2 separate regions of the Mus musculus genome follow, and region 1 is linked to region 2. The links are chromatin contacts, found by Hi-C or POLR2A ChIA-PET in ENCODE. All regions are on one chromosome and are shown on one strand. Each heading gives the region's core, a stretch centred on a gene start or an enhancer-like site at or near the end of the contact. The rest is flanking DNA. Distances are from core to core; before and after follow the strand shown. Region 1 holds the start of Vps33a (VPS33A CORVET/HOPS core subunit). Region 2 holds the start of B3gnt4 (UDP-GlcNAc:betaGal beta-1,3-N-acetylglucosaminyltransferase 4).

Evidence for each region. Hi-C counts contacts between places; a loop is a spot of excess contacts on that map. ChIA-PET counts read pairs that join two places held with the same protein, here RNA polymerase II (POLR2A).
Region 1: POLR2A ChIA-PET joins it to region 2 with 11 read pairs in embryonic stem cell. The contact joins the promoter of Vps33a here to the promoter of B3gnt4 in region 2. A Hi-C loop is called at or near these places in 1 of 37 maps with a recorded cell type or tissue (CH12.LX). POLR2A ChIA-PET finds 5 or more read pairs at or near these places in 3 of 5 experiments (Patski and embryonic stem cell).

Annotation. Positions count from the first base shown.
Region 1 is chr5:123,571,759-123,574,654 of GRCm38, forward strand. Vps33a (VPS33A CORVET/HOPS core subunit) reads right to left here and starts at 1,257. Exons shown (of 13, transcript NM_029929.3): 1 at 1,122-1,257. The coding sequence starts at 1,223.
Region 2 is chr5:123,507,099-123,509,805 of GRCm38, forward strand. It overlaps B3gnt4 (UDP-GlcNAc:betaGal beta-1,3-N-acetylglucosaminyltransferase 4), which reads left to right and starts at 1,384. Exons shown (of 2, transcript NM_001382854.1): 1 at 1,384-1,421. It overlaps Lrrc43 (leucine rich repeat containing 43), which reads left to right. Exons shown (of 12, transcript NM_001033461.3): 12 at 943-1,107. The coding sequence ends at 1,070.

The sequences.
Region 1 (2,896 bases), core at 7-2,506, 65 kb after region 2:
AAGTGGTTGTCTGTAGGTGCCAGCAACTGATCTGGGCTCCTCTGGAAGAGCTACACTCCCTCTTCACCTCTAAGCCACCTTTCCAGAATATTCTTCTAAAAGTTAGAGTTAGGATTTTTAAAGGCTCTGGTCACATTATAGCCTAAGGGTCGAAAAGAACCTTCCACAAAGGGGGAAATTTCATGATACTGGCATCAAAGATCCCTGCTTCCTCCAGGAGAAACACTTTGTAAACCTGGTCCACACAATCTATTATATCTGATTTCGACATCATTTTCAGTTTAATACTGCCCCCTGTGATTTAATAATCTGCCTTTTTGACTCAATGACTTAGTTGGAGCTATGTTTACAAAACTGATTCTTTTTGGGTGGGTGGGGGTAGGGAGTGTTCTTGGTTTTTTCAAGACAGGGTTTCTCTGTGTAGCCCTGGCTGTCCTGGAACTCACTCTGTAGACCAGGCTGGCCTCGAACTCAGAGATCCGTCTGCCTCTGCTTCCCAAGTGCTGGGGCTAAAGGCGTGCGCCACCACTGCCGGGCCCAAAACTGATTCTTTGAGCATCTGTTTTGTTTTTTTCTTCAGATTAGAACTTCCCATTCCCTGTAGAGGGATGGGGTATGATTAATAAATCTCAGAATAGAGGGAAAAAATGCTTAAAAGAAAACCTCACAGCATGGCTCATGCCTGTAGTGCCAGAGGCGAGAGAAAGGAGGAGTGCCGGCAGGAACAGTCTATATAGCCAGGAATAGGCTCAAAAATAAAATGGAGAGCCGATCCCAGCACTCAGAGGCAGTGACAGGTGGATCTCAGTGAGTTCGAGGGCTACACAGCGTTACCCTGTCTCAAACACTGAGAGGAAAACAGGAAGAAAGGAAATTCTATGAAGTCCCCGATCTAGACAAAAAACGATCCATGTTGAAGTTACGAAGTGACAGCTTGTCTTTCACAAGCTGTGTGCCGAGGGCTGTGGGCGTGCGTGCTTCCAGGCTGGAAAGGACAACTGTCTCGCAGGTCGGGGAGCTCCCGGCCAGGGGCTGTCACTGAGCGGGCGACCTGATCGCCCCCACGGCCTCGCACAGTCCCGCCCGGCCAAGCTTGGTGGCGCCGGGGCCCTGTCCCTCACCTTGCTCCCAGCGCACTTGTCCAGGAACTCGCGCAGCTCCCGACGCACCGCCTCGCGCAGCACGTTCAGGTTCACTCGCCCGTACGACAGGTGCGCCGCCATCTTGCCCGGGCACCCGCATTTCCCCAGACGCCGCCTGCGTCACGTGACGGGACGTTCACGTGATCCGAGTCGCTGAGGCACATTGAACGCGAAAGGCGGAGTCCTGCTGACAGTGATGCTCCTTCAAGGTCCTAGTGCGCATGCGAGGAGGAGTCCCCTCCCCGCCCCTTTCTAAAGTATTTCCCTACCATGCCTAAGAATGGTGAGCAGTGAAAATTGACTTTGTTTGTTTGTTTTCGAGACAGGGTTTCTCTGTGTAGCCCTGGCTGTCCTGGAACTCACTCTGTAGAACAGGCTGGCCTCGAACTCAGAAATCCGCCTGCCTCTGCCTCCTAAGTGCTGGGATTAAAGACGTGAGCCACCATCCCCAGGTCTTAAGGATGGAATTTAGATGTTATTTGTCGCGTTTAAAAGCACCATCCTTGTGTCTTCACAGCTAGAATACTGGTGTAAAATGGCGATCGAGGCCAAACTACAAAATGCACCTTACTACACCCAGTAAGTGGTTCAATCGCAGAGCAAGCTTATCTCTCCAAGTTCAAGGCCAGCCTGGTAAACATAGCGAGCTCCAGGACAACCAGGGCTACACAGTGAGACCTGTCTCCACATAAACAAACAATAAATGGACTGGAGAGATGGTTCACCAGTTAAGAGCACCTGCTGCTCTCCCATAGACCAGGTTCCCAGGATCCACAGTATAGCTCGTGACCATCTGTAACTCCGGTTCCAGGGTGTTGTGTTTTATAAAACAAGAAAAGGAAGCCAGGGATATGCTTGATAGAGTGAGGTATGGTGAGGTGGAAGGTGGTGCCTCTGCGAGCTTATGCTGAGACATCCCTTCCCCATGAGGTAACAGCCATATGACGGATATAGTATGGAATAGAGTTTATTTAGGGCATGGGGAGATGGGGAGGGGAGTTGAGGAAGGAGGTGGGGAGGGGAGAGGAGGGAAAGGGGAAGGGAAAGAGAGAGGGGGAGAGGGAGAAAATAGAGGCGTAGAGGCCGGCCAGGAACACGTGGAGACAGACAGGAAAGGGGAAAGGAGAGAGAAGGGAGAGGGAAGAGAGAAGGTAAGAGAGTGGGGGGGGGGGGGCCGCAAGCAGCCTCTTTTATATTGAGTCAGGCACACATGGCTGTTGCCAGGTAACTGCGCAGCAGAGCCTGGAAGAAATGCTAACACGGGATCTAGTGCCCCTTTCTCACCTAGGAGAGCAAGGCACACAGCACTGATAGATACTTTCAGGCAAACACAGTTTAAAAAATAAGAGAGAGAGATGGCTTAGTGGGAACACGCTGTTCTTCCAGAGAACCAGAGTTGGGGTTCCAGCTCAAAACTGCCTGTAACTCCAGCATTCCAGTTCCACATCCTCTATGCCCACTTCTGATCTCCATGGACTCACGGCAAGTTAATGATACTGAAGTTGAGAATAATAATCTGTTGCAAGGTATTATTCTTATTTATATTTTATGTAAATGAATATACTATCACTCTTCAGACACACCAGAAGTGGGCATCAGATCCCATTACGGATTGTTGTGAGCCACTGTGTGGTTGATGGGAATTGAACTCAGGATCTCTGGAAGAGCAGTCAGTGTTCTTAACCACTGAGCCATCTCTCCAGCCCCCACAAGATATTATTTACAATGTTTTTTTTTTTAAGCATCTGTGTGGG
Region 2 (2,707 bases), core at 134-2,633:
GGAAGTCAGAGGGACAAGGGGGTCCTGGGGATTGAACTCAGCTCAAGTTGGCGGCAAAAAAAAAGCAGCCGATTTCTTTAATTTTCTTCTCTCTTTCCCTCTCTCTCTCTTTCCATCCCAAACGCATTACCCCCCCCCCCCCCGCACATCAAATCTCTGCAGGATTAGGGGGAACCTTGTGGGGGGACTGGTACCACAGTCAGGCTACAGCTTTAGGGGAGAGCCTCTGCTACATTTGTTGGGGGGACCTACATGGTGACTGAGATGCACTGTATGCTCGTTGGTTGGTGGCTCAGACTCAGAGCTCCCAGGGGTCCAGGTTAGGTGAGGCTGTTGGCCTTCCTGTGGGGTTCCTATCCCCAGCGGAAGCCTCAATCCTTCTGCGGAAGCTTCAATCCTTCTTCCAACTCTTCCCCAGGAGTCGTCGACCTCCGTCCAATATCTGGCTGTGGGTATCTGCATCTGCTCAGTCAGCTGCTGTGTAGAGCTCCTCAGGGGATGGTGTCAGGGATTGGTGCTTGCCCATGGGATGAGTCTCAAGTTGGCTGGTTGTTGGCCATTCCTTCAGTCTCTGCTCCATCTTTGTCCCTCCATTTCTTTTAGAAAGGACAGATTTGGGGTCAAAAGTTTTGTGGGTGGGCTGGTGTCCTTATGCTTCCACTGGGGGTCCTGCCTGGCTACAGGAGGTGGCCTCCTCAGGTTCCATCTGTTAGTCATCTTGAAAGCAGCTAATTTCTTTCGCAACTCACACAGTTGGGGCTTATTGAATCAATGTATTCTTGATTGCAATTAACATACTAGGGCTGGATCTCTTTCGGAATTCCTCTAGGTTGGAGAACAGGGCTTGAATTCCCGGATGAAGGAGGAGTACGTCCCGAGTCGGGGAGACCTGCAGGCCGTTTGTCCCTTAGTACTCATCTGCTCGCATTTATATCTTCTCAGATAGGTCGAAAACGGTGCCTCCAACCATGGAAAGCGGGTACCAGCCAGAGCCACTGTCGGTGGAGGTCCAGATCCAGCTGCACCAGTACCGCTCGGTGGAGGAAGCATTCCTTAGCTTGATTGACTAGCAGGGAGAATAAAGGCTGCTCTGCAGCCGGAGCTTGAGAGTTTGTGTGGCCACTAGGGGAAGGGGCACGGCGCTGGCAGCCCAACGGGCGTGGGAAAGAGAGCGTTGCAGTTGCCAACGAGCCACAAGTGCGTCCTGGATAGACTGCAAGGTGGGGCGGAGTCCATGGCTCCGCCCCCAACGCGAAGCCCCGCCCCTCCTCCCTGAAGAGCCTCGCGGTTGCTCCATTTTGGAGCTCCGCCCTCTCTTTGGGACCCTGCCCCTGAAGACCCGCCCAGCGGGGGGTTCCTCGCGCTCCCGGCGAGATACTGCCCGGCTTTTGTGTCGGTGCGCGGTCCCCAGGGGTACTTAGGTAGGTCTTTGAGGGCGGGGATGGGGTGGTGAGGTCGCGCGGCCTGTGGCGCCTGGATCCCGTTGCCGGGAAGGAACCGCGTTCTGCCGGTGCCTCTGCTGGAGGGCTTTCTGTTGCCCGCCCCTCTGTCGCACGTCTGGGCTCGGCGGTTGCCCGGACACACCGCGCTGTGGGCTCCGACCACCGCAGCCCTCTAGATTCGGGTTGAAAGGATGGAGCTACCTGGGCCCTTTCCCCAGAGCCCGAGGCTGCCGACACCCCGAGGGCGAGGGCGCGGAGAGAGGACCCGGTCCCGCGGGACAGTGATTGGGGTAGGGAAGTGGGCTTTTCCGGGACTTTGGGTGGGTGTGGGGTGCGGGACACCGGGTTACGGGACAAACCAGAGCCCCCCTCATCGAGTGGCCGGATGGCAGCGGACTTACCAAACCTGCAAACCCCGAGTAGTTACAACTCTGTGGTCACACCATCCCCGCGAGGCTGCTGTGACCCTAACTAAGCCTTGCAGCTTAAGAGCTTTCTTGTAGCTTCAGTCCCCTTCGCCCCTCCAGGTCTTTCAGCCAAACAAGAATCACATTAAAACCATGGGCGCCCATTTAATCCTCAACTGTACCCTCAGGTGTTGCTCCTGAGCCTTGCAGGGAGGGCATTCCAGGTTCCTCTTGATGAACAGCATTCTAGGCGCCATATGCGCTCCTCGTCTTGAGATTTATCTGCGTGGCTCCTACTTCAGCTCAGAGCGTGGATGTTCTCTCTGCCTGTCACTTTTTGTCCCCTTGCTTCATGCACTTGCATAGCTATCCCAGGGTCTTGTGGCCTTTCCTCAATCACTTCATCCTTAGCAACATCTGGTCTATCATGCCTACTAGGATGTCCTTAGCTGCTTGGCTAATACTGGAGTTAGTAGGAGAGATGCTCTAGACATCTCTAGGGACAACAGGGTCGAAGTGACACTTTTTTTTTTTTTTTTTTTAAACTTAAGGATGGGAGAGAGATGGTAATGTGCATTCTGGGATTTGGCTGCTACACCTGTACCTCTGTTCCCTATATTAGGTGTGGCTCTGGCTCTGGCTGTGACTCCAGCCTCCAGGGGAAGAGGGCAAGGAGAGCTATCAGGTATAGCTCGGTTGTAGTGCTTGGATAGTGTGCATTTACCCAGCACCATATAAAGCCCCGCTTGTGAGCCCAGCACTGGGGAGGTGAGGCAGGTCGGTCAGGTTAACATCATCGACAGCCACACTGCAGGTCTGAGGTTTTTTGGGCATGAGGTTTATTTGGTAAAGTAGTAA